3 separate regions of the Homo sapiens genome follow, and regions 1 and 3 are each linked to region 2. A link is a loop called in an ENCODE intact Hi-C map of the cell type or tissue named here. Cell type or tissue: PC-3. All regions are shown on one strand.

The links. A loop is a pair of places that touch in the nucleus more often than their neighbours do. Peaks named below come from ENCODE experiments on the same cell type or tissue, not always from the same donor. Only the 100,000 strongest peaks of a DNase experiment are listed, where the experiment ranks them.
Region 1: it touches region 2 in a loop (13-fold over the local background); 40 of 110 quality-filtered maps call a loop at or near these places.
Region 3: a loop joins it to region 2, with 7 times the contacts of the local background. A loop is called at or near these places in 8 of 110 quality-filtered maps.

Annotation. Positions count from the first base shown.
Region 1 is chrX:70,661,912-70,669,911 of GRCh38, reverse strand. The region is part of intron 16 of TEX11 (testis expressed 11); the gene reads left to right. Among named protein-coding and RNA genes, the nearest start is that of SNORD3E, 180 kb to the left of the region's middle. In PC-3, a CTCF peak has its summit at 4,970 (motif pointing right); no DNase peak of the experiment used is centred here; H3K27me3 peaks cover 1,538 bases.
Region 2 is chrX:70,450,007-70,458,006 of GRCh38, reverse strand. It overlaps DLG3 (discs large MAGUK scaffold protein 3), which reads right to left. Exons shown (of 19, transcript NM_021120.4): 5 at 7,702-7,838; 6 at 7,224-7,368; 7 at 5,981-6,140; 8 at 4,214-4,370; 9 at 3,691-3,793. DLG3-AS1 (DLG3 antisense RNA 1) reads left to right here and starts at 2,013. Exons shown (of 2, transcript NR_109801.1): 1 at 2,013-2,062; 2 at 4,701-5,051. It also overlaps the pseudogene RNU4-81P. RefSeq lists silencers at 2,836-3,065, 2,803-3,229, 5,458-5,547. In PC-3, CTCF peaks have their summits at 3,439 (motif pointing left), 5,576 and 5,778; DNase peaks (open chromatin) are centred at 3,096 and 3,416; H3K4me3 peaks cover 4,718 bases; H3K27ac peaks cover 3,192 bases.
Region 3 is chrX:70,765,012-70,773,011 of GRCh38, reverse strand. All of the region lies in intron 9 of TEX11 (testis expressed 11), which reads left to right. Among named protein-coding and RNA genes, the nearest start is that of SNORD3E, 77 kb to the left of the region's middle. In PC-3, CTCF peaks have their summits at 2,966 and 3,168 (motif pointing left); no DNase peak of the experiment used is centred here; H3K27me3 peaks cover 783 bases.

The DNA of each region.
Region 1 (8,000 bases), 210 kb before region 2:
TCAGGACAAAATTCTAGAAGGTAAAGAAGATAAAAGCTTGTTTAAAGATAGAACGGAAATACTTTCCAAAGCAATTAGGACATTTCTTCCTTTGGTTATCATATGGTATGCACGTAATGAGGGGTATTGGCTCTTAGAAGGACAAAGAACTAGAAGGACAAGTGTGAACCCAAATGAAATATGAAGGTTTTTGTTGCCTTTCAAGTTTTAATGACAGGTCTAACCTTTGTTCACCTAGGTGATTAAGGGTAATGATTCCAGATGTTTTCTTTGAAGGTTTATTTTTGAAGAGTTGTTTATCTGACTTAAATACTTTAGATTTTCTTTCAAGAAAATATTTGCTATTTAGTTTATATGTTATAAAGTCACAGCCCTGGAAGAGAACTTGAAATGTTACTTAATTCATCATAATGTTGTACAGGCTAGCATTTAACTGTTTCAGAAAATAGTTACCTACAGTTTAAGATCTAAAAGGAAGATGATCATGTAGATTTTGTTACCTAATTCTGCACAGGACAGCACTATTTCAGAAAGGTAGTTGCCTACTGTTTACTTAAAGACTAATAAAGAAGGCAATCACAGAGCCTTTATAACTTCCATGATTTATGACACAGTGAGCTAGGCAGCTTGGGAAGGACCTATATCTGGATGTAGACATGCTAGTTGGGGAATGGATGCATTTGCAGGCCAAGGGAGGATATCTAATCAGCCAGTCAGGAAAGAAAGAAAGAACACAGTACCAGACATTATGCTAGGCTCTGAGGTTACAGAGATGAACAAAGTATAGTTGCCTTCAACTCACTCAAGCAGCTGACATCATGGTATCCTAATGGGCAGATAAGCAGAGCATGGCAATGAGAGAAATCTAAATGTTGGAAATAGTCCGTAAGTCAGGCACACAGGTGGTTGGCATCACATAAACATAACAGCAGGGAACAGGGTTTCAATCACAGATATTTGGACTCTGAGACAGTACACAAATCTTTGAGGAATAGGAGTGTGTGCAGACATACTAGAAAGAGCAAAGTAGATCTCCACAACTAAAGGGGCCAGGATATGAGGCTGTTTTTAAGAGCAGATCCCCTGCATAGGGAGCCAAACTGGGAAGCAATGACCAGAAGAGGAATACAAGTTGACTAGATACAGTTTTCTGAGACTTAAGCAATGCTACTTACATCTCTTCTAATGTCAAGTTTGGTCCTAGAGCCTAGTATAGCACTGACTTTATAATTGGAAATTCAAATGGTATTAATAGTGAGGTTAGGAAGAATAGGAGAACAGTAAACCAGGTGTATTTTAATGGTGCGTACTCAATATGTAACTGTATCATTTATGGCCAGATTAGTGGTGAAACCAAAGGATATTTTGAATATATTCAAGGTAACTTTGTTGGTTACTGTTAGTATATTTCTCCATTTCATCCTTGTCTTGAATTTAGCAGACATTGATTGGATACCCTCCATATACAATGAATATCCTCTTATGCACTAGGACAGACAGAAAGGTGAAAAAAATACACAATCCATCATATTTTAATAATCCCACCTCGCCAGTGTCTAACCTTTGTTAGCTTTCATTGTCTTTCTTCACTCCTTCCTTTGAGTTGCTTGAGCATTGTTGGGAAAATTTATGAAACCATGTTTATTGGGTTTGCTAAAATTTCATGGTTTTTCAGCTAGGTAGTCAATAATACTGACTCTTGTTGAGTTTTTATCACATTCCCCACAGTGATAATTCCAAAACATTTTTTTTCTGTCCTTAAGCACCCATGCTTTCTCCTTTGTTGTAGCAAAAGATCTTATCGTGTGATTTGCTGAGCTTGTAGCCACTGACATGAACTTCATCAATTTCTCACCTCTTCACCCATCCTTTCTTTTCTCTTACCTACGAGAAAGAAGTAACTTTGTCTGGGGACCTTACTCTACAGATCTCAACCCTAGCTGTTTAATCATTCTCTACTGTTTCTTTTTTATTTTTTTTTTTTGAGACAGAGTCTCACTCTTGTTGCCCAGGCTGGAGTGCAATGGTGCTATCTCAGCTCACTGCAACCTCCGCCTCCTGAGCTCAAGCAATTCTCCTGTCTCAGCCTCCTGAGTAGCTGGGATTACAGGCATGGGCCACCACGCCTGGGTAATTTTTTATATTTTTAGTAGAGACAGGGTTTCACCTTTTTGGCCAGGCTGGTCTCGAACTCCTGACCTCATGATCTGCCCGCCTCGGCCTCCCAAAGTGCTGGGATTACAGGCGTGAGCCACCGCGCCCGGCCTACTGTTTCTTTCTCCTGTCACTATAATTACCTTGAAGTCTTCTTTATCCAAAAACCTTCCTTCAACTTTGTAATCCTCCTCAAACTTCAGTTCTGTGTCCTTCTTTTTGTTGCCAAACTTTCTAATCCAATTTTTTAGTGTTCATTCATTCAAAAATATTTATTTATTGTCTCCTATGTGTTAAGTACTGTTCTAGGCATTGGGGATATAGTAATGAACAAAATATATAAAAACCTTTATCCACATGGACAAATACTGCTGTCCCCATTATTTTCCACTAGGAGAGGCAAACAATAAAAAGATAAATAAGTATTATGTTATATTATAGGGGTCAACAAACTTTCTGTAAAGAACCACAGTAAATATTTTAGGTTTTGCAGGCCATACAGTCTGTGCTGAAACTAATCAACTCTGTTGTTGTGCCTTGAAAATAGCCATAGACAGTATGTAATCAAATTGGTGTGGCTGTGTTCCAATAAAACTATGTTTTGGAATACTGAAATTTGAATTTCATGTAATTTTTGTGTGTCATAAAATATGATTCTTTTGATTTATTTCAGGCACTTAAAATGTAAAATTGTTCTAACTTATGAACTGTACAAAAAATATGGTGAGCCAGATTTTGCCCAAAGGCTATAGTTTGTTGACTCCTGGTATATTAAATATTGATAAGTGCTAAGGAGAAAACTAAGCAGGAAAGGGTGATATTAAATGTTTCAGAGGCGGATGAATGGTTGAACTTTTAGATAGGGTGGTCAGGGAAGTCCTCACTGAGAAGATTGTTTTTAAGTAGAGACCTGAGGAAAAAGAGCATTCCAGATGGAGGGAATAACAACTGCAAAGGCCCTAGGGTATTTAAAGAATGGCAAAGAGACCTTTGTGGCTGGAGCTGAGGGAACATTAGGAGAATTAGGAGATGTGATCAGGGAAGTAGTGGTGTCTTAGTCTGTTTCGTGTTGGTATAACAGAATACCTAAGACTGAGTAATTAATAAAGAAAATAGGTTTATTTAAGCTCATGATTCTGCAGGCTGGGAAGTTCAAGGGCCATGGTGCTGGCATTTGCTTGGCTTCTGGTGAGGGCTTTTGTGCTAGATCAAAACATAGCAGAAAGTCAAAGGGAAGTAGACTCATGCCAGGAGACATAATCCAAGGGGCTTTCTGGCTTTATAACAACCTACTTTCATGGAAACTGTTTCTGTTTTATTTCCTTGTATACTATGTTTGTCCTCAACTGGAGTACTTGCTGCTTCCTAGCCATGATCTATGTTTTCTACCTCAGTATCTTTTTTCATGCTTCTTCATTGCAAATTACCTCTTTCCTGCATCCCTAAAATTCCCTTTTCAAAGCCTAGCTTAAAATTCCCTTTTTCAAAGCCTAACTCTTAATGACATTCTTAGCTTCCTGAGGAAATTTCCTTGTCTTGCCTTTCCTCCAAGACTTTGTAACAGTTCTGTTTATCCCTAGATACTTGTTTTCTCATTATATTTTAGTTATTTCTATACCTGCCTTAGTCATCTATTGGACTGTCAGTCACCTCCTTGAGGACAGAGACCATATCTTATCTTTATTTGCCCTTGTACCCAGCATAGTGCCTAATGCATAGTAGATGCTCATTACATTAAAAATAGTTATAAAGACTCAATAAATACCTGTCAATCAACTTCTTCTGATATAGGAATTCCATTTCCTCATGCTATTTCTGTCCTTGCTACTATGCATAATTTGGAAATTAATAGTGATTAAGATCTGTGAGTGCTCTTTGATTATCAGAACTGAATGAGATTATATTATTAAAAATCATCCCACTATAACTTTCTCCAGCTCAGCTCTTTTCTCTTTTGAGGGTGAGAACGCATTTTATTTTGATTTAAAATGAAATATTGAATCATAGGTCAGAAGTTAATTTGGGCAGGCCAATGGAGTTGAGAAATAGACTCCCTTGAACTTTTTAGTAGATTAGGTTACAGATTCATTAGCTCGCACACTTGGCAACCTCTTTTTGAGATAACAATGCCAATTATAGATCATTTCTTTGGTTTGTTTTCTAAATTGTATAAATAAAAATTTTTTAATTGCTATTATCCATTCAGATATCTTCAGTACTTTGCATGAGACAATATTAAACAATGTTGTTTCATAGATATCAACTCTGCCTTTGAGGTGTTTGTAGTGCCTTAAGCCTGGTATCCTGATTTTGCTATATTATTTTTGAGGATTTAAAAATATTTGGTTTGTGCAAGTCATAGGTTTGAATGGATTAAGGATGAAGGAAATGAGCTTGGGTTCTAAATACAGAAGCAGTTTATCACACCTTGATATAATGGGATTTTGCTGCAAACCATAATAAAACCTTAATGTTAGTTGACAGATGGATAATGACTTGTTTTGGTGATAGTCTGTGTAAGTTAATGGGAATGCACAATTGGGTACTCTTTAACTCAGTACAGAAGTCCCATCCTCAGCTTGCAACTGCAGTTTAGGTACATGAATGTCATTAGCACTACTATAGTTTGATAAAACTGAACCACACTCTCAAACCACAGAATGGCTGTAAGACTTACAACAGACACAAAGATGAGACTATTCATAGAATATTTATGTGACCTAAAGTGAAGACAGTTATGTCTCATGTGCTGGTTATATATTGTTTCTCTTTACCATATAAAGTTCGAAAAATGAGCTTGGGACCAGCAGACATAAACTAGTGATATTCACTAGATGGCACTGTGGCCTCTGTACTTCATCAGCTTGTGCTTGACTGATTCTGAGGGTTTTTTTTTTTTTTTTTGTAATTCTTAGGTAGATGTACCTTTCCCACAAATGCATCTATATGGATGCAAAAAAAAAAAACCACTAAAGAAACATAAGATGAAGGTCAGCTGTGACTCATTTGATACAGCTATACTGTAAAAATACCCTGACTGAGATTCCAACTCAACAAATATTAAATGCCTAATCTGTGCCAAGCACTATAGAATAAGTAGAAGACATGATCTATTCTGTAAGTGAGCCTAAAATATTAATGCAGAAACAATATTTACATATATAAAATAATTAGAAAATAATAAAAGGCTGTTCAATCACACATCATTGTGTGGTATGTACCATATGAACTTAGAATAGGAATATATAGATGAGGACGTTTGTGAATATTGATTGAATGTACATATGATGTGAAGCTGAAAAGGGTAACTGATTTGTTAGAAGATAGAGTCAGATCTGAAGGGACCTTAATAGGTTGAAATGATGAGCCTATTCTAGCAAGACGAAGACAAACAGGAAACAACAAAACATCCTATAATTGGATCCCAAAACCAATTGTACAAGAACAAAGTAGATAAAATATGGCTCTAAAAGCAGCATATGTGAGTCACTTGGTACATTTTATTGACTATAAGCACTGCATAAGCCAAAAATACTAAGAAAGTTTACTCAAATTAGGTTGAATCAATAGAGATTTAATGTATAGAAGGAGAAAAAGTGGCAATCACCCTCTATTCTGCTCTGGTTAGAATATATCTGAAGTACAGATTCAATCAAACGCAGACTGAAAATATTCAGAAAAAAGCAATTTAGAAAATAGCAATACAACATAGAAAATAATGCAAATATAAAACAATACAGTGTAACTACTATTTACAGAACATTTACGTTGCATTAGGTGTAAGTAATCTAGAGATTATTTAAAGTATACAAAAGGATGTGTGTAGGTTATATGCAACTACTATAAGGAACTTGAGCATCTGCAGATTGTGATATCCGAGGGTGTCCTGGAACCAATCCTCTAAAGATACGAGGGAACAACTGTATAGACAGCCCTTGACTTACAAGGGTTCGATTTAGGATTTATCAATCTTATGATAGTATGAAAGCAATACTCATTCAATAAGCTCCTCAAGTTACCATGGGGTTATGTCTGGATAAATCCGTCATAGGTTGAAAATGCACTTTCTATTTAGGATATTTTCAGTTTACCATGGGTTTATCAGGATGTAACCCCATCATTAGTTGAGGAGCATCTGTATTGTATTGGATTGAGGGGCACCACTTATAAAGGAGGATATTGACAAACCCAAGTGTGCCAAGAGGAAGGCACTGAGGATGGTGAGAGCACTAAAAATCATCTAATTTGAAGAATAAAGGAAGTGTGGATGTTAAACTTGGGAAATGGAAGATTTACGAGAAACACGATAGCTTTCTTCCAATATTTGAATGGCTGTCAGGGAGTAAAGAAATTAAATTTATTTCATGAGTGTTTCCATGGGTGAGACCTACAAGGAGTGAGATTTTGGATTATCATAAGGAAACCCTTTCTTAATTATTTGACCTACCAAAACAATGAAATGGATTTTCTTAAAATAGAGTGAATTCTGTCTTCTTGAATATATTTAAGTAAAGACTGAATGACTTGGTATAAATGTTATAGAGGAGATTCAAGCATCAGAAGAATTTTTTGACTAAGAGAACTTTGAGGTATCTTCTGCCCACATTTTTCTGAAATATCAGTATAACCTGATAAAATGTATTATAGTCAAAGAGGATTTTGTGGGGGACTAGGCTCATTAATCACTGAATTTGAAAACTAAAGGAACCCTTGCAAGTCATTACTAATTTATTTTAAAATGAATTTATAAAAATATAATTTACATACAAAAATGCATTCATTTTAGGTATAGTTCAATAATTTTGACAACTTTATACCCCAAATTTACCCACTACCATGGTCTAGATATAGAAGACTTCCATTATCCTGAGAGATTTCCTTGTGTTCCTTCCCAGTCAATCCTCACCTCCACTCCCAGCCCCAGGCAATGACTGGTATGCTTTCTATCACTATAGGTTAGATTTATCTTTCCTAGAGTTTCATATAAATGGAATTACACGGTATGTACTTTACCTTTTTTTTAAATCTGGCTTCTTTCACTCAATTTTAGAATTTTAGAGAATCTCTTCTGGCTTGTAGAGTTTCTGCCGAGAGATCAGCTGTTAGTCTGATGGGCTTCCCTTTGTGGGTAACCCGACCTTTCTCTCTGGCTGCACTTAACATTTTTTCCTTCATTTCAACTTTGGTGAATCTGACAATTATGTGTCTTGGAGTTGCTCTTCTCGAGGAGTATCTTTGTGGCATTCTCTGTATTTCCTGAATCTGAATGTTGGCCTGCCTTGCTAGATTGGGGAAGTTCTCCTGGATAATATCCTGCAGAGTGTTTTCCAATTTGGTTGCATTCTCCCCGTCACTTTCAGGTACACCAATCAGACATAGATTTGGTCTTTTCACATAGTCCCATATTTCTTGGAGGCTTTTTTCATTTCTTTTTATTCTTTTTTCTCTAAACTTCTCTTCTCGCTTCATTTCATTCATTTGATCTTCCATCGCTGATACCCTTTCTTCCAGTTGATCGAATCGGCTACTGAGGCTTGTGCATTCTCCACGTAGTTCTCGTACCATGGTTTTCAGCTCCATCAGGTCCTTGAAGGACTTCTCTGCATTGGTTATTCTAGTTAGCCATTTGTCTAATCTTTTTTCAAGGTTTTTTACTTATTTGCCATGGGTTTGAATGTCCTCCTTTAGCTCGGAGTAGTTTGATCGTCTGAAGCCTTCTCTCAACTCGTCAAAGTCATTCTCTATCCAGCTTTGTTCCGTTGCTGATGAGGAGCTGCATTCCTTTGGAGGAGGAGAGGCAATCTGATTTTTAGAATTTTCAGTTTTTCTGCTCTGTTTTTTCCCCA
Region 2 (8,000 bases):
CTACTCAGGAGGCTGAGGTGGGAGGATGGCTTGAGCTTGAGGGGCAGAGGTTGCAGTGAGCCGAGATCGTGCTACTGCACTCCAGCCTGGGCAACAGAGCCTGACACTGTCTCACACACACACACAAAAAGTTTTAGGCCGGGCACAGTGGCTCACTCCTGTAATCCCAGCACTTTGGGAGGCCGAGGCGGGCGGATCACAAGGTCAGGAGATTGAGACCATCCTGGCTAACATGGTGAAACCCCGTCTCTACTAAAAATACAAAAAATTAGCCGGGCGTGGTGGCGAGCACCTGTAGTCCCAGCTACTGGGGAGGCTGAGGCAGGAGAATCGCTTGAACTTGGGAGGCAGAGCTTGCAGTGAGCCGAGATCGTGCCACTGCACTCCAGCCTGGGCGACAGAGCAAGACTCCGTCTCAAAAAAAAAAAAAAAGTCCTAAAACGTACTGTGGTGATGGAGGCACAACTATACCTAAAGTCACTGAAATATATATCTAAATGAGGAAACTGTATGGTAAATGACTTACCTCTCAATAACACCATTTTAAAAAGGAGACAAATTGTCTTACTCTGATTGTTCTATTAGTCAAACCTATTTTTTAAATCTCTCATGCTAAAGGCTGCACTGGTTTGGCAAAGGTGCCTCAGAGGCCACCATGGAGATCACTCTAACCTTCCCCTCCACATCCATCTTTCTTTCCCTTACACTCTTCCTAGTCTGTCCTCTGTTAATTCCCCAGTATCCTTCCTGTTGCTCCTCCACTTTTAACTAGGTGTTAGGTCCCTCAGGTGTTCACAAGCATGGTCTGTCCCAACTGGTAGACCTCAGGATTAAGCTGATTTGCTGACCCTCTGATGCTGACCTTCAGCAACTTTCCCTTCTTAGACAAGTTATATCTTGGCTCTCTTGTCATTGTTTCAGTATGCACAATGAAGAATTGGACCACTTGATCCTTTCCAGCTCTCACATTCACGTGAAGAAAAAAAAATTCAAGTAATGAACACTTACTTGGCCAATCACATGCAAGGTCTCTTGCCAACCAACATACATGTATTTGGATTATTCATTTTGTAAATACCCACCGTGATGTAATCCTCTGAAGAACCACACTTGTTTATAAATTGATCAACATGGAGTCCTTATTTTTAAAAACTAGCACTTTACCAAAGAAAATTTAGAGCCCAACACAGAATGCTTGACAGTCCCTCTGGACCAGTCTCCAGGGATCTGTTTTCAAAAGGGGAAAAAAAAAAAAGCTTTTGCATGTTGGGGACTTGCTGGATTTACCAAACCAAAGGAGGAAGTAAGATTGATTGGGGTGGCAGAGCCTTAACAACAGTGGTTCACCTAAATCCTAAGAGAAGAAAGGCCTTATTTGGCAAGTAGTAGAAAGAACTAGCATAAAACAGCACCTCAACCTACATTATAAACTCTCAGAAATATGCTCAGAGAGCAATAAACACTGCAGGAATCCCCTTACCCTGGACAACCTGCAGCTTTTTATGCAAGCCAGTTGCATTCCCCTAACAAGTCATAGAAATATGTAGTCACTAGTATCCAGCATACCCCCACCACACACAATTCACAGTATTGTTTCCATGTGCCCAACATCAGAGAGCAAAACCGAAAGAAACATCAATTTCTCCTACAACATACACACACAAATACGCAAGAAAAACCATTTCCTTTGCAGAACCTGTGTTGTCTAAGTTGTGGGCATGAAATGCACAAATATTAGTTGCTAATAAAAATCAGACGGTTAGCTCTGTACTGGAAAGCGAACAGCACACACATAAATCATAAAAAAACAATATCCCTAAGGTGCGTTCCTGATCAGTAAGCTGAAAACCAAACAAGGAGAGAAATGACTCAAAGTGTCCATTTGCATCCCTCTTTCTCATTACCTCAGACCAACAAGCTCTCTCTCCTGTGAGTTACCTCCCTGCACTTCTGTCCTCGATCAGAAGAGCCTCGTGGAAAAGGTCGCAGGCTCTCTCTTCTTTCCCTTCAGGATCTTGAGGCACTGAAGGAGCATGGGGGGAGGGGAACGGAAAGGACAAAGGTAGGCGCTTTCCATCCCTTTCGGCTTGGCGACGGGGCTCCCAGCCTCTCCCCCTCTCATCGCGGAAATAGAGCACCTGCCAGGGAGAGGTCGGTCCCTTCCACCTTAGTAATCGGCCCACAGGGCCTAGGTGTCCCAGGAGCCCAGGCGCTGCAGCCCTAGGGGACAAAGGGGAGGAGGAGGCGAAAGAAGTCGGGAATGGTACGAATCCCTTGCAAACAAAAGGGAGGGGGCAGAATACCAAGCCGGTCGCGGCTGTTCTCAGAGGTGGACAGGTTGGGTGGAGAAATGGGTGTCGGGGGAGGGGAAGATTTAGAAAATTCCTCTAGGGCAAGGGATTAGGGAGCTGCTTGGGGGCGCAGCAGCCAGCAGGAAGGGGGCTGAGGCAGGACAGAGGCCCTGGGGTGAGAAGGGGGCACAGCTCGCTGTGGGGGAGAGGTGATGGCTAAGAGGTGAAGGCCAGACTGGGCCCAGTGTAGGGTGAGGGGGCGCTGAGCCCCGCGCGGCGCTCCGAGGGGCCCTGAGGAGGGTCTCAGAAGGAGCCTGGGGGCACGCAACGAAGGCATTCGAGGGAGAGGGCAGAATTGGGGCACGCAGTGTTGGAAAAGAGGCTGAGAACAGAGCCGTAGAGAGGTTAGGGGGGACTGCGAGGGGGCCTGACCCCCGTCCGCCCCACCTCACCTGGCGCCGGGTCGGAGTCCAGATCTAGTGCTGAGAAAGCGCCAGCTCCGGCCAGTCCCTCCGTCCCGCGCGGGAGACCACGGACACAAAGCGGGGCGCGCGGGAGGAGGGGAGGAGAGAGGAGGGGGAAGGAGGGAGGAGGAGGAGACGCCTGAGGCGCGCGATGGGGGGAAGGAGGGGCGCCTGCCGCCCTCCTCCTGGGTCAGGGGGCGGGGCATGCGGCTGGAGGCCGCCCTCAGCCGGCCAATGGCCACTCCACTGGCCCGCAGGCTAGGGCGCGCCTTCCCGCGGCTCACCTCGGCACCTGGGCCTCGGTTGGCCCCAGCCAATCAAACGCCTTTATTTGCATGACCAGCCCCGCCCATTCGCCCCAGCCAAGGACTGCTCACTGAGAATACAAAGAAGGCCCCCCGGAGGGGAGGGAGTCGACTCCAGTTGGCCTATCCCAAGGGCATAGTATCACCTTTTCAGCGCGTTTATGGGTCTTTCACGGTCATCTTGATGAGGGGAGGGGAGTGGGGGTCACAGAGGTTTGGCCCAAGATCTCTTAAGAGGTCGGATCTCTTCTACCTGAGGTCCTTCTAACCAAGAGCTGCTCTCCTCTTCCAGGGCACACAGTTCCCAGTCTTCTCCTGTGGGCCCTCCGCCCCCTCCCCTTTTTCCAGTCGCCCTAATCTTTGGATGCTGCTTCCAGTAGGCTGCTGCCCACTACTGGCCTTCTCCTGCACTGCAGCCCACATCAGCAGGCTCTGAGCACAGCCTTAATTGATGCTTTCAAGCCGCCCAAACCAACCCCTACCCAGCAGGAAAAGGAGAGAGGAAGAGGTTACTGCTCTAGGTAGAAGGGACCTGGTCAAGTGGCTTTGTTACCTAGGATGGCAAAAAGCCAACACATAATATAAGTCTAACTCCCCCACATCATCTCTTCCCACCTTCCCTTCTCCTACCTTCAGGTCTGTACTGGGCCACAATGGTGACTGACTGGCCGGCCCGTTTCAGAGCAGCTGCAGCCTGCTCATGAGTTGCATTCCTCAGATTCACTCCATTCACCTGTCCAAAGAGAGAAGCTGTGAGCCACCCCAAAAGCAAGAAAGAGGGTCCTCTGCATTAGCAGTTAGGAGAGGGAGATGGGTACCCCACCCCTAAGCCTGTTTAGATGCCTTTCCCAATATTCCAACCTTGCCCCTAAAACAAGGCCTAAAGGATACGACATCTCTAGTGTAACAATTATCTTCATAAAGGTCAAATGCCAATCAGGGTTAAGATCCAATAGGCATTCATTTCCTCTTCAAAGATAAGTCTAGTCCCGGTCCCTGTCACTAAGGATGTCTATAAAAACAAGAGAAGTTTTCTCCAGTCCTTAGCCCTCCCTTCATCTCAAGAAGCATTCCTCGGAGGAAGTAAGGTCTCTCGCTCTCCATTTTAGACTGGCACAGTTCCCATCCTCCCACCTCTCCTTTGTCTCCTCACCGATAAGATCCGGTCTCCCCTGCGCAGCTCCCCACTCAGGTCAGCTGGGCCTCCTGCCAGGATGAAGGAGACAAAAATGCCTTCTCCATCCTCTCCTCCTACGATGTTGAAGCCCAGGCCTGTGGAGCCTTTGTGCAGGATGATCTTGCGAGGCTCTCTGGTGGGAAAGGAGTGGAGGAGTCAGGACTAGGTAGATATGGACTGTTGTCCTTTGAGGGCCAGCCTGGAACAAGGTCCATACTTGCTGTAGGGAGTAAGGACGTGGTTCCCTATGTATGATACCCTGAGCCTCCCTTTGTCTCCTGAAACCTGCTTGGCTGCTGTTCTGTCAGGTGCCAAGTTTCAGTTCCTCTTCCCTCCCTTCTTCCCGAGGGCTTGCAGTCAACTTCCCAGTGGACAGTCCCCTACTCTCTCGGGTGAACAAATCCCTACCCTGAACTCCAGAGACCAAATCTCAGGCCCACTCACTGGTCCTCTTCCTTCCCAGATTCTCCTATCCTACCAACCCGTGTGATGGACCCTGGACCACAAGAAGAGGAAGCAGTTAGGGGCAGTGGAGTCACCCTGGGGTTGACTGCACTCATCATCCACAGGATGTGCACACTTACTTCACAGACACTCTTCTGCAGTCTCAAAATCTCACCCATCAACTATGACCCCTCCTACCTGCTGCCCCAACAACATATTTAATCAGCAGCTAACACTATGTAGCCCCAGGGGGTTGCAGCGCCTGGGTTCTTAGGGGGATCCCAGGTCCCCAAAAGGAGTTTAGAATCCAAACTGAAGAGAGCAGACAAGCACATGAGAAATGCGAATAAAACTAACCACATCTAAGGAAGCCCTCTGTAAAAGGTCACAGTGTCATCCGCCCAACTCCCAGGGCACGTTCCCGGCCCACCGCCTTCACTTGTTACAAGCATCTTTCCTCGGAGGAGCCCAAAGCCCCACGCAAGACTCTTCCTTTCTTGCTCCCAGTCTCAGGGGCGAGACTCCCTCCCTGAGTCCCGGATGCTCTTGCTCCTAGCCCTCCACTCCTACCTGGCATCCCCTCCGGGCCGCAGGGAGCGGAGCGGCCAGGCCCACCTCTGCGAAGCCCTCCTCCAGGCCGAAGCGGAGGCGGAGCCCAAGCCCATGGCCAAGCCGGAGCCCGAGAACTTGCGGGCCCTCTCCATAGCTCCTCTCTCTCTCCCCTGGCTGCCTACCCTTCCGGCTCCACTGCTGCCTGCCCGCCAGCCTCTCGGGCCCCACCCTGCAAACCTGTCCCCCGGAACCCCAGCCGGCCCGACCAGTTCCAGGCCCCGCGCAGCCGCTGCCGCCGCCGCTGCCGCCAGCGGGGCGGGGCCGTTGCCGGCGAGGCCACCGGGCCGGTCAGAGTCCCGCCAGCCCCACCGGCTGAACTGCTTTCTTCTCTAATTTGAAATGGTTGCAGCAGAGCGGGCTGCAACTATCTCAGGGCAGGAAACTCCGCTGCCCTCGCCTCCTCAGCCCCCTAAACGCTCCACCCCATCCTTTCTTTATCTGCACTTTTGGACCGGGGCCACTCACTCGGCACTCCCCCTGATGGTAGAGCTTGTCCCTGCAGCCACTTCTGTCCCTCTCTAGGTCCCCAAGGCCTGAGAGAGGGCCTCGGACCCCAAAGCCGGGAGTGATGAGGGCCTTATCCTCTTCTTTGCCATACTACAAGGAGCCTGTGGCCGGCCAGAAACGGATTCCTCCCCTCCCCAATTTCTGGGTAGATTGAATGGGATGTTGGGGGCGGGGTCTTACCTGGTGAAGTCCTCCTCAGCCAGCATGTGCCTGGGAATAGGAGAGTAGCGGGTGGGGGGAACCTGAGGAGGAGCAGGGTAGCTGACCTTGCTCTCCACAGCCCCGAGATAACCCAGGCTGGAATTATGGCTTATGTGGTTGTCAGCCAAGGCAGTAAAAGCTGGAATCAAGAAAGGGAGAGAAAAGTTCAGAGACTGGTCCAGGGAGGTACCCCAAACTCCTCAAGGACTTTCCCCCACACCCCACTTCAGATGCAAAAGAGACCAAGGGATGCTGATTCCTCAGGCCGCACCTCCCCACTCCATCCACCCGCCACCCAGGGTTCCTCCTCCGCAGTCCCTTTCTAAATCCTTGGCTCACTCCTGTGAGTCTTAGAAAGAGCTGAAGTCAAGGCAGTCTACAAAGAAAGGCATGACTAGAGGTGTGACTAATAATAATCCCTCACATCTCTATAGCCTAATACAGTTTTCCAAGGGTTTTCTCATCCATGATCTCATTTGATCCTTGCAGCAGTCCTATGAGGAAGGCAGCACATACATCATTAGCTCCCTTTTGCCAAAGAGGAAACAAAAAACAGGTGAAAGGGACTTGTCTAAGGGCACCCAGCTCTAAGGGACAGAGCTGGGGGCCAGGCACGGTGGCTCAAGCCTGTAATCCCAGCACTTTGGGAGGCCGAGGTGGGTGGATCACGAGGTCAGGAGATCGAGACCATCCTTGCCAACATGGAGAAACCCCGTCTCTACTAAAAATACAAAAAATTAGCCAGGCATGGTGGCAGGCACCTGTAATCCCAGCTACTCGGGAGGCTGAGGCAGGAGAATTGCTTGAACCCAGGAGGTGGAGTTCGCAGTGAGCTGACATCGTGCCACTGCACTCCAGCCTGGCGACAGAGCAAGACTCCGTCTCAAACAAACAAACAAAAAAACAAAGACAGAACTGGGATCTGGACTCAGTTCTGTGCACTATCCTCTGCGGCTTCTCTCTCTCCTCTTTTTAAAATTCACTCTCCATAGAAATTGTCAAAAATTGCCAATGCTGACTCTATGGCAAGTCTTCACGATGGGGTACTGAGCAAAGTTTTCAATTAGCAATAATGGCGCCTCAGATAAACCTTATTGGCTGCTACAGTGCCACCACTGAGCAAAGCTGCTTGCCCTCTCTTAACAAAGGGTATGAACTTCTTCCCCTCCAGAAACCAGGGGACAGAGCTTTAGACCAGGGACAGGGGCTGATGAGTACGTACTGCTGGCGTAGTCAGGGGGAGCGTACATGTCGTTGAGGTGGAGGCTGCCTGGCTTGGCCACCTTCAAATACACCATATCAGATGTGTTCTTCAGTGAGGCCACAGCTTCCTCGTGCCTCACATCCTGCAGATTGGTGTTGTTCACCTAGAAGAGGAGAGGCCTCAGGCTGGGACTTGGAAGAAGGAGAGGCTTCTCCAGGGAACTCGAGGGATGCCTTTTCAGTGAAATTCAACAGCATGCTAACAAAGGCCCAAGTATAGTGCTGTGAGGAGCAGAGGCAGGAGGTAGGGGATAGGGCAAGACCCTGGCCACAGAAAGAATTAGGGCCTTTGTATCTGGGCAAACACAACACAGATGATAACTCTTGAAATTCCCCCATGATGCCTCATCCCTGAGTGAGGTTTAGGCGGAGTAAGGGGTACTGGAGCTCCTCCTCCCTACCCTACCATTTGGGCATCCCCATGAAGTCTGTCTCACCGCCAGCAGCCGGTCCCCAATCTGTAGGCGTCCATCCTTCTGAGCAGCACCCCCCTCAATGATCTTGGTGATGTAGATGCTGTTGTCTCCTGGGATGTGCTGGTTGCCAATACCCCCAGCAATGCTGAAACCCAGGCCTGAGCGGGAGCCAGCAGGAGGTGGGAGAGGGCCACAAGGAGAGGTTAAAGTGTTGTCGATCCCAAATCCAAACCCCCTCCCCCAGCCAACCCACTGGCCCCACAGGAGCTCCCCCCGGGGGATCCAAACGCTAAGCTGCCATCCTGAGATGAGTAAGGGTG
Region 3 (8,000 bases), 320 kb before region 2:
TGTTTTCCTTTATGGAGTCCCATAAATTCCATAGGCTTTCTTCACTCTTTTTCATTCTTTTTTTGTCCCTCTGATTGGGTAATTTCAAATGGCCTGTCTTTGAGTTTGCTGATTATTCTGCTTCAGAGAGTCTTCTGTTGAAGCTCTCTGTATGGCCGTTTTTAGTTTCATCATTGTATTGTCCTGCTCCAAAATTTCTGTTTCATTCTTTTTTATGTTTCTTGTTTTTGAACCTCTTCTTATTTTGCTTATATATTTTCTGGTTTTGTTTAGTTGTCTGTGTTCGCTTGTAATTAACTGAGCTCCTTTAAGGTGATTATTTTGAATTCTTTTTCAGGCAGTTTATAGATACTCATTTCTTTAGAATTGGTGACTGGTGCTTTAATTTATTCCTTTGGTGGTGTCGTTTCCTTGATTATTATTTAAAAAGAATTTTTTTAAACAAGGTCTCACTCTGTCACCAGGCTGCAGTGCAGTGTTGTGATCACGACTCACTGCAGCCTCAACCTCCTAGGCCCAAAGAATCTTCCCACCTCAGCCTCCCATATCTGCTGGGACCACAGGTGTGCGTCACCATGCCTGACTAATTTTTAAATTTTTGTATAGATGGGGCCTCCCTAAGTTGCCCAGGCTGGTCTTGAATTCCTGAACTAAAGTGATCCTCCCACCACAGCCTCCCAAAGTGCTGGGATTATAGGTATGAGCCACCACACCTGGCCTTGATTATTTTTTATCTTTGTGGCCTTGAGTTGGTATCTGCACATTTAAACAAATAGGCACACTTTTTCAATATTTACAGACTTGCTTCAGCAGGGAAAGCCCTTTACCAGTCTGCCTGTCTAGTGATTCTGGGTGGGTCATCTCATGAAGACCATGGGCAAATTTTCTGCTGGAGTTCTCAGGTATGCTGACCTAGTGCCTGTGTCTGCATGGCCAGCCTGGAATCTGGGTTTGTGTGGTCCATCCTGGCACTGAGGCAGGCCATGAACTTGGGTAAGAGGCCAGCATAAAGCTTCGTGCCATGAGGACTGATCTAGCACTGAGGCTAATGTGGTCAGTCTCCTGTTGGGATAAGCCTAGAGCCTGGGGCTATGGGGGTGGGTCCATAACTGGGACACGCCTGGAGGCTGGGTTCATGAGGCAAGCCTGGAGCTTTGGGCAATAGGAGCTAACTTGGCGCTGGGGCAGGCTTGAAGTCTGGGTCCATAGTGGTGGGCCTAAGACCTCCTATTTTCTAGTTATGGTAAATTAAATGTAGGGAACAGTCAAAATGGAAGAGTTCCAGACATAGATACAGTAAAAATATAGTTTAAAACTTCTTTGCTTATTAAAAAAGTTATTTGTGGTTGTCATAAAATCTTAAGCATCACAAAAATATGTATTATGGATTGTAAAGTGAGCATCTATTCCATACTCAAAAACAGAATCATTGAAATGGATTTGGAAGATTTAAGGAGTTTTTTTTAAGTTTTTTTCAAAATAGATTGCATTTAAAAAAGATTAATGGAATGAAGTAAAGCCAAAGAGTATACACAGGAAAATTTGTAATTGGTGATCTCCTGTTATATTAGAGACAATGAGATAAATTGGTAAAATAACAGAAGACATTTGAATTGGACAACATCCAAGAGAGTTGGATAAAACCCTGAAGATGTTCTGTAAAAAATAATATAACATTGACCATAATAAATGAGATTTAATGACATTACTTCTTTGACTTATAGGTTAGAGACTAGGTCCTTATGCTTATAAATTCTTGAAGAAGAGAGTTCTTTGTAGGTTAACAAAAATGAGAGTATTTCTCAATGCAGAGAAAGGGAGCTCTGTGCTGCTTTTCTCCCAATAGGGATACAACCAGATCATAGTTTTTTCAGCATCCTTCTTTTATGGTTACAGTTTATATTATCTTTTTTTAAACAAACACGTAAATTTATTGCTGCTAGATTTTGGGGATGTTAGTAAACGATTGTGTAGGCAGTATGTTAGGGGAGGAGTAAATTTTTGAGATCCTTTTCCAGCACCATTTAAAATTATCTATATACTAATCTGAAACCTGTCTCTGTTGGTAAGTAATGTGAGTTGCTTTCTATTGGTCAGGAATAGTTTTTTTTCTTGACGGAATATCTCTGAGTTTGGAGGGAAGTGTGTCTCTTTTCTGCCTGTATAAAACTTATTGTATACCTCTTTGAGTTAAAAGAAAAACCCAGCAAAAAATATACTGTTGCTTTCTAAATTCATAGTGCTTAGGTTTGGTAAACCTAGATTACGTAATTTCTTTTTTTTTATTTTAAATTTGTATTTGTACATAACAGGTATACATCTTTTCAGGGAACATGTGATAATTTAATATATTTATATACTTTGTAAAACATCAAATCAATGTAATTGGGATATATATCCATGAACTTAAATATTTGTCTTTTTTTTCTTTTATTATTATACTTTAAGTTTTAGGGTACATGTGCACATTGTGCAGGTTAGTTACATATGTATACATGTGCCATGCTGGTGCGCTGCACCCACTAACTCATCATCTAGCATTAGGTATATCTCCCAATGCTATCCCTCCCCTCTCCCAGATTATGTAATTTCTATACTGCATTTAAAAGAACTATTATATTTACCCTAAGGATAGTATTTAAATAGGGGATATGTTTATTTATTATTGTTTTGCCTTTACTATATTTAGGTAGGAATATATATCACCAGAGGTCTTATATTGAGAAATAAAGGAAATAACAAAGAAATTATAAATGTATTTACGTGCACAAATATTGATGTTCCATCCCACAAGGCCAAAGGACGTTTGTACCAGTTTTAATGTACTTAATGTTCATTCCTTTATTTTCCCTTCTCTTCTCAGCCTGAGGCCCTGAGAATCTGACATTATTAGGCAATGTGATCTAAGGGAAGGTCTCAGAGCTGGCAGAAAATTTGTTAATGATAAACTGTGACCTTGAATCACTCAGTTAACTACTATGTACCACAATATCCTCACCTGAAAAATAGGTGCAATATTATGTGTGTCACAGGCATGGAATGAGGATAACAGAAGAAATATAGTAGTTCTTTGAAAAGCTAAGGGTTTACATATACGGTGATAAAATTATTAACTAAAAATCAGCCTATACAAGGCTTATTTTTAATGGAAAGGTAGGTATTAGCACCATCTAGTGGAAACATAATGAATTGTATAATAGCATTTTCAATACGGAAAATAATTTAATATAGATAACTCTTTAGAGCTGGAAGAAATCTTACAGATCACCTATTTAGTAATTTAGAGATTATGTTCTGTGGTGTCCTTATATTCTACCAGAAGAGCCTCAGGACCTCCTTTAAGAGAAAGAAGAGTCTTTTCCACAATTCTCAGATTCTCATGTTGCTTCAAATAGAGAAGTTAGGCTTTAATCAGTTTTTTATATATGTCCTTGTAAGATTTTGTTTGAAAAAATGATTCACCTTCTTAGAAAATGTTTGAAAATGACTGATTTAGATTAACTCATCTTTGTACAGATAAGGAAATCTAAATTTAGGGAGCTTGAGACTTGTTTGAGGGCACATAGTTGGAACAATAGATCTCTAGTCTTTTAGGAATAGTTTTTCTCTAAAGGTCAGTAGTGATGTCCTTTCTTTTATTCTTGATTGTAGTAATTTGAGCCTTCTCTCTTCTTTTCTTGGTCAGTGTTGCTAAAGGTGTCCATTTTTTGATATATTGAAAGCATAAACTTTTGAGTTTGTTGATTTTTCTCTATTGTTTTTTAGTGATCAATTTCATTTATTTCCATTGTAATCTATAATTTCCCCCCTCTGTGCTTGATTTATGCTTAGTTTGCTCTTCCTTTTCCCTTTTCCTAAGGTGAAAGGTTAGCATATTGATTTGAGATCTTTTAAAAATTACTGATGTTTATAGCTATACATTTTCCTTTAACTGTTGCTTTAGTTGTACCTCCTAAGTTTTGGTGTGTGCATTTTCCTTTTTGTTCATCTCAAGGTATTTTCTAATTCCCCTTGTAATTTATTCTTTGACCCATTTGGTTATGTAGACGTGTGTTGTTAGATTTTCACACTTGGTAATTTCCTCATTTCTTTTTTGTTCTTGATTTCTAATTTAATTCAATGTAGACAAGGAACTGTTAAATCTACTATGGCCTTTTATGGCCTAGGATATGTTCTATTCTGAAGAATGTTCTATGTGCAATTAAGAATTTATAGTCTGCTATTATTGGGTGGATTGTTGATATGGTTTGGCTCTGTGTCTCCACCCAACTCTCATCTCGAATTGTAATCCCCACATGTCAAGAGAGAGACCTGGTGGGAGGTGATTGGATCATGGGGCTGGTTTCCTCCATGCTGTTCTCATGATAGTGAGTTCTCATGAGATCTGATGGTTTTATCAGGGGCTCTTCCCCCTTTGCCCTCTCTCTCTTGCCTGCTGCCATGTAACATGTACCTGCTTCTATTTCTGCCATGACTGTATGTTTCCCGAGGCCTCCCCAGTCATGTGGAACTGTGAGTCAATTAAACCTCTTTTCTTTATAAATTACCCTGTCTTAGACAGTTCTTTATGGCAGTGTGAAAATGGACTAATTCAAGTGCGCTACCGATGTCTATTAGGTCTAGTAGATTTATAGTGTTCTTCAAGTCTTATATATACTTTTTGATGTTCTGTCTAGTTGTTCCATCTATTATTATTAATTATTTTGGCTAGATATTTTATTTATTTTTAATTTTTGTGGGTACATATTAGGTATACATATTTATGGGATACATGAGATGCTTCAATACAGGCATGCAATGTGAAATAATCACATCATGGAAAATGGGCTATCTATGCCTTCGAGCATTTATCCTTTGTGTTACAAACAATCCAATTATACTATTTTAGTTATTTTAAAATGTTCAGTTGAGTTCTTCTTGACTATACTCTCCCTGTTGCGCTATCAAATAGTAGGTTTTATTCCTTCTTTTAAACTATTTTTTATAACCATTAATCATCCTCACCTCCCCTCACCAAACCACCCCCAAACCCTTTCCAGCCTCTGGTAACCATCCTTCTACTCTCTGTGTCCATGTGTTCAATTGCTTTGATTTTTAGGTCCCACAAATAAGTGAGAACATGTGATGTTTGTCTTTCCGTGCCTGGCTTATTTCACTTAACATAATGATCTCCAGATTCATTTATGTTGTTGCAAATGACAGAATCTCACTCTTTTTTATGGCTAAATAAGACTCCACTGTATAAATGTACCACATTTCTTTATCCATTCATCTATCCGTGGATACTTAGGTTGTTTCCAAATCTTGGCTATTGTGAACAGTGCTGCAACAAACATAGGAGTGCAGATATCTCTTCAATATACTGATTTCCTTTCTTCTGGGTATATAACCAGCAGTGGGGTTGCTGGATCATATGGTAGCTCAATTTTTAGTTTTTTGAGGAAACTCCAAACTGTTCTCCATAGTGGTTGTACTAATTTACATCCCTGCCAACATTGTGCAAGGGTTCCCTTTTCTCCACCCCTTTTCTCCACACCCTCACCAGCATTTGTTATTGCCTGTCTTTTGGATATAAGCCATTTTAACTGAGTGGAGATGATATCTCATTGTAGTTTTGATTTGCATTGTTCTGATGATCAATGACGTTGAGCATCTTTCATGTGTCTGCCTGCCATTTGTGTGTCTTCTGTGAGAAATGTCTAAATCGTTTCCTCATTTTTTGATTGGATCATCAGATTTTCCCCTGTAGAGTTATTTAAGCTTCTTATATATTCTGCTCATTAACCCCTTATTAGATGGGTAATTTGCACACATTTTCTTCAGTTCTGTGGGTCGTCTCTTCATTTTGTTTATTGCTTCCTTTGCTGTGCAGAAGATTTTAAACTTGATGTGATCCCAGTTGTCCATTTTTGCTTTTGTGTCAGTGCTTGTGGGGTATTACTTAAGAAATCTTTGCCCAGACTGATGTTATAGAGATTTTCTCCAATGTTTTCTTGTAGTAGTTTCATAGTTTGAGGAGTTAGATTTAAGTCTTTAATCTATTTTTATTTGATTTTTGTATATGATGAGAGATAGGGGTCTAGTTTCATTCTTCTGCATATTGGATTCCCCAGCACCATTTCTTCAAGACTCTTTCTTTTCTCCAGTGTATGTGCTTGACACTCAAAATGAGTTCACTGTTAGGTGTGTGGATTTGTTTCTGGGATCTCTATTCTGTTCCATTGGTCTATGTGTCTGTTTTCATGCCAGTACCATGCTATTTTGGTTACTATAGCTCTTTAGTATAATTGGTAGTCAGGTAGTGTGATTCCTCCAGATTTGTTCTTTTCGCTTAGGATAGCTTTGACTATTCTGGGTGTTTTGTGGTTCCATATACATTTCAGGATTTTTTTTTTCTATTTCTATGAAGAATGTCATTGGTATTTTGATAGGGATTGCAGCAAATCTGTAGATTGCTTTGGGTAGTATGGACATGTTAACAGTATTGGTTCTTCCAATTCATTAACATGTAATATCTTTCCACTTTTTGGTGTCCTCTTTAATTTCTTTCTTTCTTTCTTTTTCTGAGATGGAGCTTCTTTCTTTTTTTTTTCTTTTTTTGAGACAGAGTCTTGCTCTGTCACCCAGGCTGGAGTGTAGTGGCGCAATCTCAGCTCACTGCAACTTCTACCACCTGGGTTCAAGTGATTCTTCTGCCACAGCCTCCCAAGTAGCTGAGATTACAGGCACGCACCACCATGCCCAGCTAAGTTTTATATTTTTAGTAGAGCCAGGGTTTCACCATGTTGGCCAGGTTGTTCTGGAACTCCTGACTTCAAGTGATCTGCCTTCCTCAGCCTCCCAAAGTGCTGGGATTACAGGTGTGAGACACCATGCCCGGTCCTCTTCAATTTATTTCATCAGTGTTTTATAGTTGTCATTATAGGGATCTTTCACTTCTTTGGTTAATTCATAGATGTTTAATTTTATTTGTGGCTATTGTAAATAGGATTACTTCTTTTATATCTTTTTCACATTGTTCACTCTTGGCTTATAGAAATGCTACTGATTTTTATATGTTGATTTTGTATCCTGCAACTTTACTGAACTTTTAAATCAGTTTTAATAGTTTTTGGTGTAGTCTTTAGGTTTTTCCAAATGTGACATTATATCTTCTGCAAGCAAAGATAATTTGACTTCTTTTTTTCCAAAGTGGATGTTCGTCATTTCTTCTTTTCTGATTGCTTTAGCTAAGACTTCCAGTAGTATGTTGAATAATAGTGATGACAGTGGGCATCCTTGTTGTGTTCCAGATCTTAGAGGAAAGGCTTTCAGTTCTTCCCCATTCCTTATGATACTAGCTGTGGGTCTGTTATATATGGCTTTTATTATGTTAAGTTATGTTCCTTGTATCCCCAGTTTTTTTGAGGGTTTATATCATGAAGGGATGTTGGATTTTCTCAAATGCTTTTTCAGCATCAATTGAAATGATCATATGGTTTTTATCCTTCATTCTGTTGATATGATGTATCACATTGATTGATTTGTATATGTTGAACGATGTTTGCATCCCAAGGGTGGATCACACTTGGTCATGATGATCTTTTTAATATATTGGGCTTGTTGTTGTTGTTGTTTTGAGACAAAGTCTTGCTCTGTCACCCAGGCTGGAGTGCTGGAGTGCAGTGGCATGATCTCCATTCACTGCAACCTCTGCTTCCTGAGTTCAAGTGATTCTCGTGCCTCAGCCACCCGAGTAGCTGGGATTACAGGCTTGTGCCACCACGCCCAGCTAATTTCTGTGGTTTTAGTAGAGATGGGGTTTCACCATGTTGGCCAGGCTAGTCTCGAACTCCTGGCCTTAAGTGATTCGCCTGCCTCGGCCTCCCAAACTGCTGGGATTACAGGTGTGAGCCACCGCACTCGGCCATATATTGCTGAATTTGATTTGCTAATATTTTGTCGAGGATTTTTGCATCAATATTCATCAGATATATTGGCCTGTAGTTTTCTTTTTTTGA